2 separate regions of the Mus musculus genome follow, and region 1 is linked to region 2. The links are chromatin loops, found by intact Hi-C in ENCODE. Cell type or tissue: heart. All regions are shown on one strand.

Evidence for each region. Hi-C counts contacts between places; a loop is a spot of excess contacts. Peaks named below come from ENCODE experiments on the same cell type or tissue, not always from the same donor. Only the 100,000 strongest peaks of a DNase experiment are listed, where the experiment ranks them.
Region 1: a loop joins it to region 2, with 2.2 times the contacts of the local background. A loop is called at or near these places in 1 of 42 quality-filtered maps.

What each region holds. Positions count from the first base shown.
Region 1 is chr15:41,815,988-41,820,987 of GRCm38, reverse strand. Oxr1 (oxidation resistance 1) reads right to left here. Exons shown (of 17, transcript NM_001130166.1): 8 at 3,722-3,906; 9 at 410-1,149. Among named protein-coding and RNA genes, the nearest start is that of Abra, 51 kb to the left of the region's middle. In heart, a CTCF peak has its summit at 2,056 (motif pointing left); no DNase peak of the experiment used is centred here; H3K4me3 peaks cover 993 bases; H3K27ac peaks cover 939 bases.
Region 2 is chr15:41,444,957-41,449,956 of GRCm38, reverse strand. Oxr1 (oxidation resistance 1) reads right to left here and starts at 2,475. Exons shown (of 17, transcript NM_001130166.1): 1 at 2,368-2,475. In heart, a CTCF peak has its summit at 2,427; DNase peaks (open chromatin) are centred at 1,336, 2,686 and 3,286; H3K4me3 peaks cover 2,501 bases; H3K27ac peaks cover 1,529 bases; H3K27me3 peaks cover 441 bases.

The DNA of each region.
Region 1 (5,000 bases), 370 kb before region 2:
ATTTTTACGTACGTAAAAGAACTGCAGAAGTAGATTTTTACTGTCGACAGTTCTTTTTACAAAAATTATGGAATTAAAACTTTGGTAACTATAAATTGAAATTCGGACATTAAATATGTAATGATATAATTGAAAAGAAAATGGAGCAATCACTGTATTATACAGTGTGGGTACAACATGTTCATAAGACAGACTTTATGGAAAGTGCTTTGCATTAGGAGTGCTTAAACATGGCAGAAAAGAAGTTCAGAGACCAGGCACTGCAGACATGTTCCCGGAATAAAGCCAGTCAAGAGTGGTTTGCTTCTCCTTCACACTGCCTTAAGTCAGCAGTCTCTGCTCAGAGAGAAAGCAGAAAGCAACATGCAATCAAACAGACTAACCAGCCTTGCATCTCCCTAGCACTTACCCTCTCCATGTGCGTCTGCTGCTGCGCTGCTGTGTTTACTTTCTCTCTGTGACACCTGCTGAATCGTGTCCCTTTGCTGCTTGGCTTGCTGCATAGAGTGAGTTTTCCAGAGTTTGCGCAGCTCCTCTACTTCTGTCTCTGAGTCCCGTTTTAGCTCCTGCCCTTGTTGATCCTTAAGAACAGCTGGTTTTTCTTTCAGTTCTACTGTTTCTCCAGAAGATACACTGTCTTCACCTGCCTCTTGCTGCAGTGAACTTTCCTGGTGGGAAGAATCCTGGTTATCCTGACCTTTTACTTCTGTGCTTTGTTCCTTTGGGCCTGAGACTTCTTGAAGGCTTTCTGTAGCTTTATCTCCTCCTTTAGTGGCTGTTTCCAGACCACTTAAGCCAGTTTCATGAGATAGAGCCCCAGGGTTAGAGCTAGTGCGGTCAGGAACGTTAGCAGCCTCTGACGTGGCTGTCAAGGACTGGACTTCCATCTGACTGACAGTCTGCACAGATTCTGACGAGGCATCAGATGACTTCTCCTGTCTCGGCTCCGAGGAGAGCAGCTCCTCGCGGATAGGAGAGAGTTCTGACTCTGTGAAAGCGTCTTCCGAGAGAGACTCCTCGGTGCTCCTGGGAGCAGTGCTGGCACTGTCGTTACCCTGGTCACGCGCTCTCGGGTCTGCGTCCTCAGCAGAGACTCCTGTCGCTTTCTTTGAATGGCAGGACCCCCTTCCTGACAACTGATCTAGTTCTCTGTTATTAAGGAAAATAAAAAAGTATTAGACATTAAAAACTGTATCAATTTACCTTCTACAAGCAAATAATAAAATAGTATCACAGAAGAGGCTTTTCAAAAACAGCAAAGTAGCGCTATCAACAGAATATACAAACACCATGCATTTCATATATACCACATCATTACATCGAGGTTTTTCATCAACTGTTTACCATCTGGGAAACATCAATGTAAGCGCTCCTCGTAAGAAAACTACCACAAAGTCTGATAACTTAAATTCCTGACGAAATTATAATACTGAAAGAAAATTTTCATTGGTAGGACAGGGACAATAGAAAATTTCAATTTATCATATACATATGCAGTACTTATTTATATACAAAGAGAGAGTAAAAAACATGAATAATGAGAACCAAGCTGAGGCAAAACATTTAAAGGAACTCTATAAGCTCAGAACAGTGCTAAGAGAATCTGTCCAGTTAACGAACTAAGATGTTAGATTATGAACGTTTTATGGTGAGGTCTCATATCCAACTTTCCTGGCATTGTTTTAGGTAAATACTAATGTTCCCAAGATATATGTTCTGGAAATAAGCATCATTTAAGAAGTCAGCAATTTGGAATGACGGTTCCTTGACGTCTCAGTGGCAAAGCACCAATGCCTTGCACGTATGGCTAGAGAACAAGTATGCCAGTCAGAACGGCAGTAAGTGAGCGACCTTCTGTGGATATTACGGCTAAGTCTCTTATGTAACTTTCTTATGGTTTTCAAGATTTTGTAACAATATATATATTTTTCCATAAGGCATATCTTTATTTTAAAGATTTAGTTTAAGTGCCTTCTGCCTTTGTACTGGATTCATCTTTTAAAAGAGGCAATCTAACTGGAGATACTAAGTTTGCAATGGTGCCATCTAATGGTGATTCACTTAAACTGCACCCACAGGGTCAAGGACCTGAGCGTGCTTTGGAGATGCCACACTCAAGAGACTAGCTGTTAGCAGGTTTAAAAACAGAAACAAAGATAAAAACTAACAGGCTATGATTTAAGTGAGTTTTTTAGCCTGAAATGTAATGTTTTGAAAGGTTAACATTAATGGTGCATTGTTCAACACAGTTTAGACAGTACCTTAGAAATCAATTCTCCAAGCATTAAAAAAGAGGGAAAACCATTAACATCTTTTACCTCACCTGTGCAAACAAACTATTACTTTGCAAAGCCACTCTATGTATTTATCTTGTTTGAAGTCAAATTCTGATGTCAATTAACATACAAGCCAAGACTTAGGGATATTTCCTTCCAGTGACATTGTTTAAAGTGTTTGAATCCAGGTCCCTGTCCTTCCAAGTAATATGCAGAATGATAAAATGGTCACTTGAAAAGCAAGGGACACCCCATCTTCCTTGCAGAGCAGTCCCAGACCATAGAGAACAGGATTTAACTCTGAAACACTGAGACGCAAGGTCAGGACAAGCTCTCCCTGACGCGCAGCAGTCCCTCTTCCCCCGTGGAGCTGGTTTTTCAGCCTGTGTCTCATCTCTACCTCTAAGCTCAATTAATTGTGGTTTGATGTTTTATTTTTTGTTCTCTTTCCTGAAATTGGCTTTTGTTGACAACTTAAAAATATATCCAGTAGTTTAGAATACTTATTTTCTAGGAATTATTTGTGTTTCTAGAGATCATTTTACCACGCCAAACCAGTAACTGTCATTACAGGCTAAATGGACCTTTCCCAAGAAGGGGTAACAGCTTACATACTATATATATATATATACTGAAAAAATACCTAGCTCCTTCTCCTTTGTAACTTTTTTCACCCCAAGGTCTAATTTTTAAACTGGCATAAGACTGTAAATTATCTGTTATCAGTGAAGGTGAAGCCATTTTTACATGGCTGTCAGCCTCATAGTGAGTGGGATGGAGTCTCTATTACACGCTAACCTCTTCCCTTCCTCTGTCTTTCCGGGCTGTGCCTAACCCGGCACTTTCATATCTAAGCTATTCTACTACAGCAGTTCCCACATTAGCACACTCTAAACCCTTCACTAGTGCAACCTGGAGGCTTCCTCTTCCCATGTGACACTTTCTTACCCAGAAGTCCTACAGTAAGTGTGAATGGAAAGCTGCTCTGATTACTTCCACACTGGGCCTTGGTCCGTGCCACACTCACAACTACACACGCTACTCTTTCGGTACGTTCATGGAACTTGACAGTTATTCTATTTGTTAATAATACAGAATAAGTTAAATTTTTTTGATTTTGTGTCTAAATAACAAAGGATTGATAAGCACTAAATTACAAAAGTACTATAGGCTACTTGTCAAATATCTGATTCTTTAACCAAGTAAATATAAGTGAAATTACTAACTAAATACCAGGCACACTAAAAATCAACTATCCAATAGTGCTTAGATTCTTGTTTTACTACTGACAAAATAAAAAGCAGCTATAATAAGACTAAGAAAATAAGAGTATTAGAGAAGGTTCAACTATATAAATATATATAAAAAAAATCCCAACCAACCAACAAAACAAAGAAAAAAAAAGAGTGAAGCCCAACTACCAGCCTGTACAGTGACATACGCACATGGGCAGTGATTCCTTTATTTTGCTATCCAAAATCTCTTTGTACATGGCAGCTGACATCACCTCTTCCATCGGACACATGATGCCGTATTCCTCACAACCGTTCTCTTGAACCAAGGGGTCTGTCTTGTGTGGATCAAACATTATGTTATTTGGTGTGACTAGCAGGACGCCACTGACTGTGCCCTAGGAGGAAACAGAAAGCACCATTCAATCTCCAAGGTTCCTAATTTCATAAAGATTCTAGGTACCTCGTTAAGTGCCTTTTCTGACTTCTGGCCATCTGCTTTCAGGCACTGTGGCACTTTCATGAAAACATGCTTTTCTACTAAACTATTTTTTTCCTCAGCAGAGACACAATTCAAAGAATATCATGTTCTGCCTAAAACAATCATGTGAGGGATGAAGTCTGACCTGACTATGAAGAGAACACACTGCAGGAGACCAAGCTTTACAGGAATCTGCCCCCACCTCCTGTGTTCTTCCCTCCATACAAGTACCAAATGCAGCTACATGGGCACTAATAACTCATTATCAGTGGTAAAGGAAGAATTCCATAGAAATACTGTTTGAAAAAAGTAACCAGTTTTACTTGAATTTGCGATTCATCAGTTATGGGACTTTCAGAATACAAAGTTTTAGGGCATATTTCTTCATCTGTAAAGTTGGTATATTAAATAAAATTCGTATTAGGCCATAACTATTTTTTCATTTGCCATTAAAGACCATGAATTGTAAATGAACTTATATAAATAGTGCTATAAACCTTAAGTGTCTACATTTTATCAATGAAGGTTTATAAACAGTTGACACAATTGGTAGGAATTATTATTTATTCTTTCATATGTAGCAAACTCTGCATGTACACTGTTGACTCATAATCCTAGCTCTGAAATAGGTACTATTTCTAAACTGTTCTGAAATATCCTATTCTTCAGATGTGAAAATAAAGACTGAGATAAGTGAGCAATTTGTCCAAAAGAAAACACCCGTCTGGATAGTCTGTCCCTCCACCATATTACTATTCACATCACAAAGGATCCTTACTCCAAACCAAGGGCGAAGCATCCCTTACTCTCACTTTTAAACTTTTGTTTCAAGATAGTCTATAAAAAGCCTGACAAATTTCTGAAAATCCAATGGTAATTTGAAGCCATCTTGCTTTTTCCTGAAGTGTCATTGAGAAAGCAAGTCAGACCGCACACTTGATTTGCTATCACACCATTCTTTCAAGTTCCCACGCAGGCACAGTCAACAAAGCGTGGTGTAAGTTATGGCAG
Region 2 (5,000 bases):
GTAAAAAGGGCAGCTCCTGGCCACTAGATGAGTACTCTCTTTTTGTTATGTCACTCCATAGGTCAGGCAAGACTGTGAAAACTCAAAAAAAAAAAAAACAAAAACAAAAACAAAAACAAACAAACAAAAAAGGCAAGAAAGAAAGAAAAGAAGAAAAGAAAAGCAAAGGGAAAAAGCCCACATCCCACTCCTCAATGAAGTTCTGGCTTCTCTTCTTCTGAATACTGACACCCTACCACCACCACCACCACCAAGCACACATGAGCAAGCGCGTGTGTGCGCGCGCACACGCACACACACACACAAATGCACCCGCACGCACACACCCCTCAATTTGATGTGCTAAACATATCAGTCATGACACATAATCAGAGACCGATCCTCTGAAACAGCAGTCTGGGACCGCAAGTCGAACCCTCCTCCGTCCTTAGTGCACACAGATGGCCCCGGTTTCCAGCCCCTGCTTCAGCTTCATTTCCTACTCCAACAGTGCAGCTTTAAAAGCTGCCCACCAACAAACCATGCTCAGCTAGACAGAGCTTGAGAAGACGTGGTCGTGGTGACACCCACCTCTTCATTGCCATTTCTCAACCTGGAACCTGCAGATTCTTCTTGATTCATGTAGCTGGTGGGTAAAATCTCTGCTAGTCAAATGGACATTTTATTTTGCAACATAATTTCCGATGCTTATTGAACTAATCTGGTCTTTCCCTTCGTAAGTCATTGATTTGCATGCCTGGAACTGAGAGGAAGCCCCCCCACCCCCCTTCAAAACACAGGTAAGTAATGGTCACTGTTCCCAACCTACTCACTGCCTCTCCCAGTCCATTTGAAGCTACCTGCTTACGGAATCCACAGATGTTATGATCATCATGTCCTTTGAGAAGGCCCCATGATTCCAGAGCCCCTGTGACATCAGGGACTTCTCAGATTCCTTCCCTGAGTAGAAAGATGGGAACAACCCTGCCTGAGATGCATCCTCTAAGCACAGAAATCAGGGGAGACAAACAGCATCAGGTTTCAAATAAAAGGTAACCAGAGGGAGGCTATGGAAACCCATCACTGGGCCAGAAAGAATGTAACCAGCAAAAGGAGGCAGAAGACATACTGGAAGCGGAAGCACGTTTCCCTTAATCCTGTCCTGGACCACGTCCAGAGTCCTGATCTCCCAGTCGTGGAGACAGACTGCACAGCTCGGAGGACCCCTGGCCTGCACCACGCACCTGCAAAGCGCATGCATGTACACCCCCTGCTGCGTGTTGCACGCTGCAGACTTCTACCTTACTAACCAGCCCAAAACACAAATTCCCCCTCCCCATAGGAGACTAGGGATCCCCTTGGCCTAGAACACACACCACTCCCCCTCTGTGTAACGCACAAACCCAGCCCCACATTGCTTAAAAGGAACCCGGATACACAATCCGGTAAGCGAAAGCACTGGTGGCTCCCCTTAAGTGACTACCTTCCTCCCTGCTTCATCTCTGTCCAGGATCCTAGGAGCCTCCAAACCAGATAGGAGATGGAAGAGGAACCTCAGAGAAGTACCTCTAAACCTCTACCATGGGACTTGACTCACGGAAGCCTCCAACCCTATGCACAGGTTTGCAACTCCCCTTCCTCCCTATCCTAGGCATGAATCTACCCCACTCCCTGCTCACATTCCCCCATATCCCTCATCACCTTTCCAGCCCTCCCTTCCAGGCCACTTTCTAAACCCGCTGGTTCTCACAACGTGTTGCCTCACACACTCCCTCCGGAGGCTTGAATTAAATCTGCCTCTTTCCATCATATCTACCTAAGCTTGTTCTGATTCCCCGAATTAACCAAGTTCACCCGCCCATCAGGCGCCCACTGACCCTTCCACTGGCGTCCTTTACTCTCCTACAAATCCGCTTTTCACACGCCCCACTTTCCATCTATCTCCCCTTCTGTCATCCTGGTTCAGGACACACCGCCCTTCTATTTTGCTCTCTGACCCTCTGTCAGTCCTAGGGACACCACTTTCCCTTTTTGGCTGTTCCCAGGCAGGTCCCTGCTCTCCAAACCTTCCCTTCCCCATCGGGCACTAGCCGGCTCCTGGCCTGCCGGGTCCGCTCCCTCATCCGCGGTCCTTCTTCCTTCCAGAGTGACCCACACCTGAACCCTGAGCCAGTCCTACCCTCCGGGGTCTGCTCATTATAGCTTTTGCTAGAGCATCCTTGTAAGCAGGAGCTCTCTACCTGCCCAGCGGTTGGGAGAAGCGCGGGACTCCGGAGGCAGAAGGCTGCCCGCTCTCCGGGTGTCCAGGCGCTCTTCCCGCTCGCCATCCCCAGCTCCCCCAGCGCCTAGCCCTCGCCCCGGCGGCGCCCAGCAGCCGCACAAACTTACTTGCGGGTCGGCGGGAGGGGGCTGCGGCGAGCGGTGCGAGCCCCGTAGCGGCGAGTGCGCCCCTCTCGGTGGGGCCGGGCGGCGCTGGCACTGCGCTCCCGCGGCCGCGCGCGGACTGCGCTCAGCCTGACGCAGCCCAGCTCTGCCCCCACCGCCGTCGCCGCCGCCGGGGCCGCGGAGCGCTTGCAGACTTGCTCAGTTTCCGGACCTGCCCGCGTGGAAGCTACCAAGAGCCATCCGCGGCGGGGGAGGCGGCGCCGAGCTGCAGAGCGACGGCCACGAGCTGGAGGCGACCACGCCGGCGGCTCCGGGAAAAGGGGGGGCGAAGCCCTGCTAAAAATAGCTCCTGCGGAAGGAAGCTACCGGCTGCCAGCGCACCCCCTTTCCGCGCGTCCCCGCAGCGAACTCTCGGGCTCCGGGAGCTGGCGTCCTCCTGGACCCCTGCCCTGGGAAACCGTGCCCCAAGAACAGACACCTGCCAGGGTAGCCAGAGCAGAGTCCCAACTCCAGGCTGCGGGGTATGGCACCCCTTCCCGTCCCCGGTCCCCAGAGCTGCCCAGCAGCCCTAGCCTCAGGGCCTTAGACAGAGACATCGAGAAGATACTGGTCTGAAATTATGGGAAAGCTCCTCTGCTACTGACTTACCAAGAGGAAGAAAAAAGTTTTCAGGGTTATTCTGGTGGAATTGGAACGAGAAATCAAGGAAGGCGGGCAAAATACAAAGATCTGGCCAAAGGGTGAAGGTATGGGGCTGTGGGTTGAAAGGGGCTCTGGAAAGATCTCCTTAAATACAAGAGTAGGCTGGGCTTCTCCCCGACTTCTATTTCCGCAGGATTTTACATAATTAGTTGACACTCAGCCTGACCTTGGAGGCACTGTTCCTGTTGCCTGAACTGTAATTTACTTTCCCTGCCTGCTGCCTTCTACTTCCACCGCTCCCACCTTTCCAACTCTGCCTGGGAAATTATGAGAGAGGAGTAGGGGTAGGGGCCAAAGTACAACTAGGTAGACTGGACCTCGGCCCTTTCTTGAAGGAAGTCGGTCCCTTTGCCAAGATGAGACTGCATCAATCCGACCAGCAAATCAGCCCAAAGGCCTCTCAAAACCTGGTAGTGAGTGGGTTCTCACTATTAATCTCCAGGATACCCCACCTCAATTGCTGACAACTAGTGTTATCTCTTCTCTCCTTTGAAAGTGAAACGTCCATCAGTCTGTAAAACGAAAGCCAAGAGGAAAGGGGAGGAGGAAATATTTATACTGAAAAGGAAAAGAAATGAATTTGAGAAAAGCATAGTGATGTACATGCATTTCGTAATGAAACCCATTATTTTTTACCCTGAAAAAATCAATAAAGATTTCAATTATAAGAATGAGATGTTCACATATTTCCTGGGTCAAGTTATAGTTTTAGCTTTTTCTCTGGAAGTCACCAAATTAGATTCATCAGTTAAGAATTCATTGCTTTTATTTGACAGAAGAGGACGTTGAAGCCTGGAGACAACTGTTGCCTGAAATAATACCTAATTGAACCCAAAATCTGCCGGATGAGAAATTACCCAAGTTTAAATATAACCTATTATTTCCTGAAATCCATAGCTGTAGTTAGAGTAAGAAATCAGGAAACTAGGCGCAGTTTTCAGTGCAGCTAATGAATTTGGTAATCTTGTTTTCTCTACTTGTAAGAAGGAAATCCAGAGCCTAGATTTTGCGTTCTCTTGAAAGTGACTATTTTATCCCAGTTCATTTATGTCTTTTGAGGTTATGCATGGACTAGAACTGAGCTTCACCAAGAGCTCACAGTACATGCTCAATAAAAATGCATTCACTTGCCATTATTGAGACTTAGGAAAGCTTGGCTTGCCAACAGAAGGCACACGGTTGTACTTTTTAACAGCGCTATAACAGTGTATGTCTCTGCTCAAGACATACTCCTAAATCAGATCCTTCAATTTGCAATCACAGTCTAGTTTTATGTTTAACTTTCTTTCCTCTGAAGCTATCTCTTAAGCTTATCTATCCTTTCCTGTCCTAAGTAACATGGGATGAGAGATGAATGCTGTGCACACGGGTGCCATCACACTATTACTTCCTGCCAGTCACACTTGAGGTGGTGTGATCTTGACATTTCTTTGACACTGCACACACACTCTCTGTAGGGGGACATGCCTTCACTTTAAAGTCTGTTTCGGTTCCTACATAAAACCTATGGTTCAAAATGTACTGCGTTCAAGACTTTGAATGCCAAGTGAAAGCAACTCACTAGCATAGATACATTGAGAAAATTATACATTGGTTCACAGAGGTGGGACCTCCTGCCCGACACGGGACCATAGAGCAGTATTCCCCTGTTCTAAGCACTGTTTCCTGTGCTGGTGTTAATATTCCTTCCCTACGAGCAGAATGCACTCCCATCCATGCATCAGGGACAAAGTTGACAATCTTATTTTCTTTGTCAAAACAGATCAAGACTTACTCTCATGAGGCTTAAAATACAAACCCAATTGGCTGTCTAGACCCACACAGATGAATCTATCTTCCCTAGAGAAAGATTCTCAAAAGGAAAATATCTAGTAGCTGAAGGTACCCATGAAACTTACGAAACAGTGTGCATTGCCTTCCTGAAGAGTCTTGCC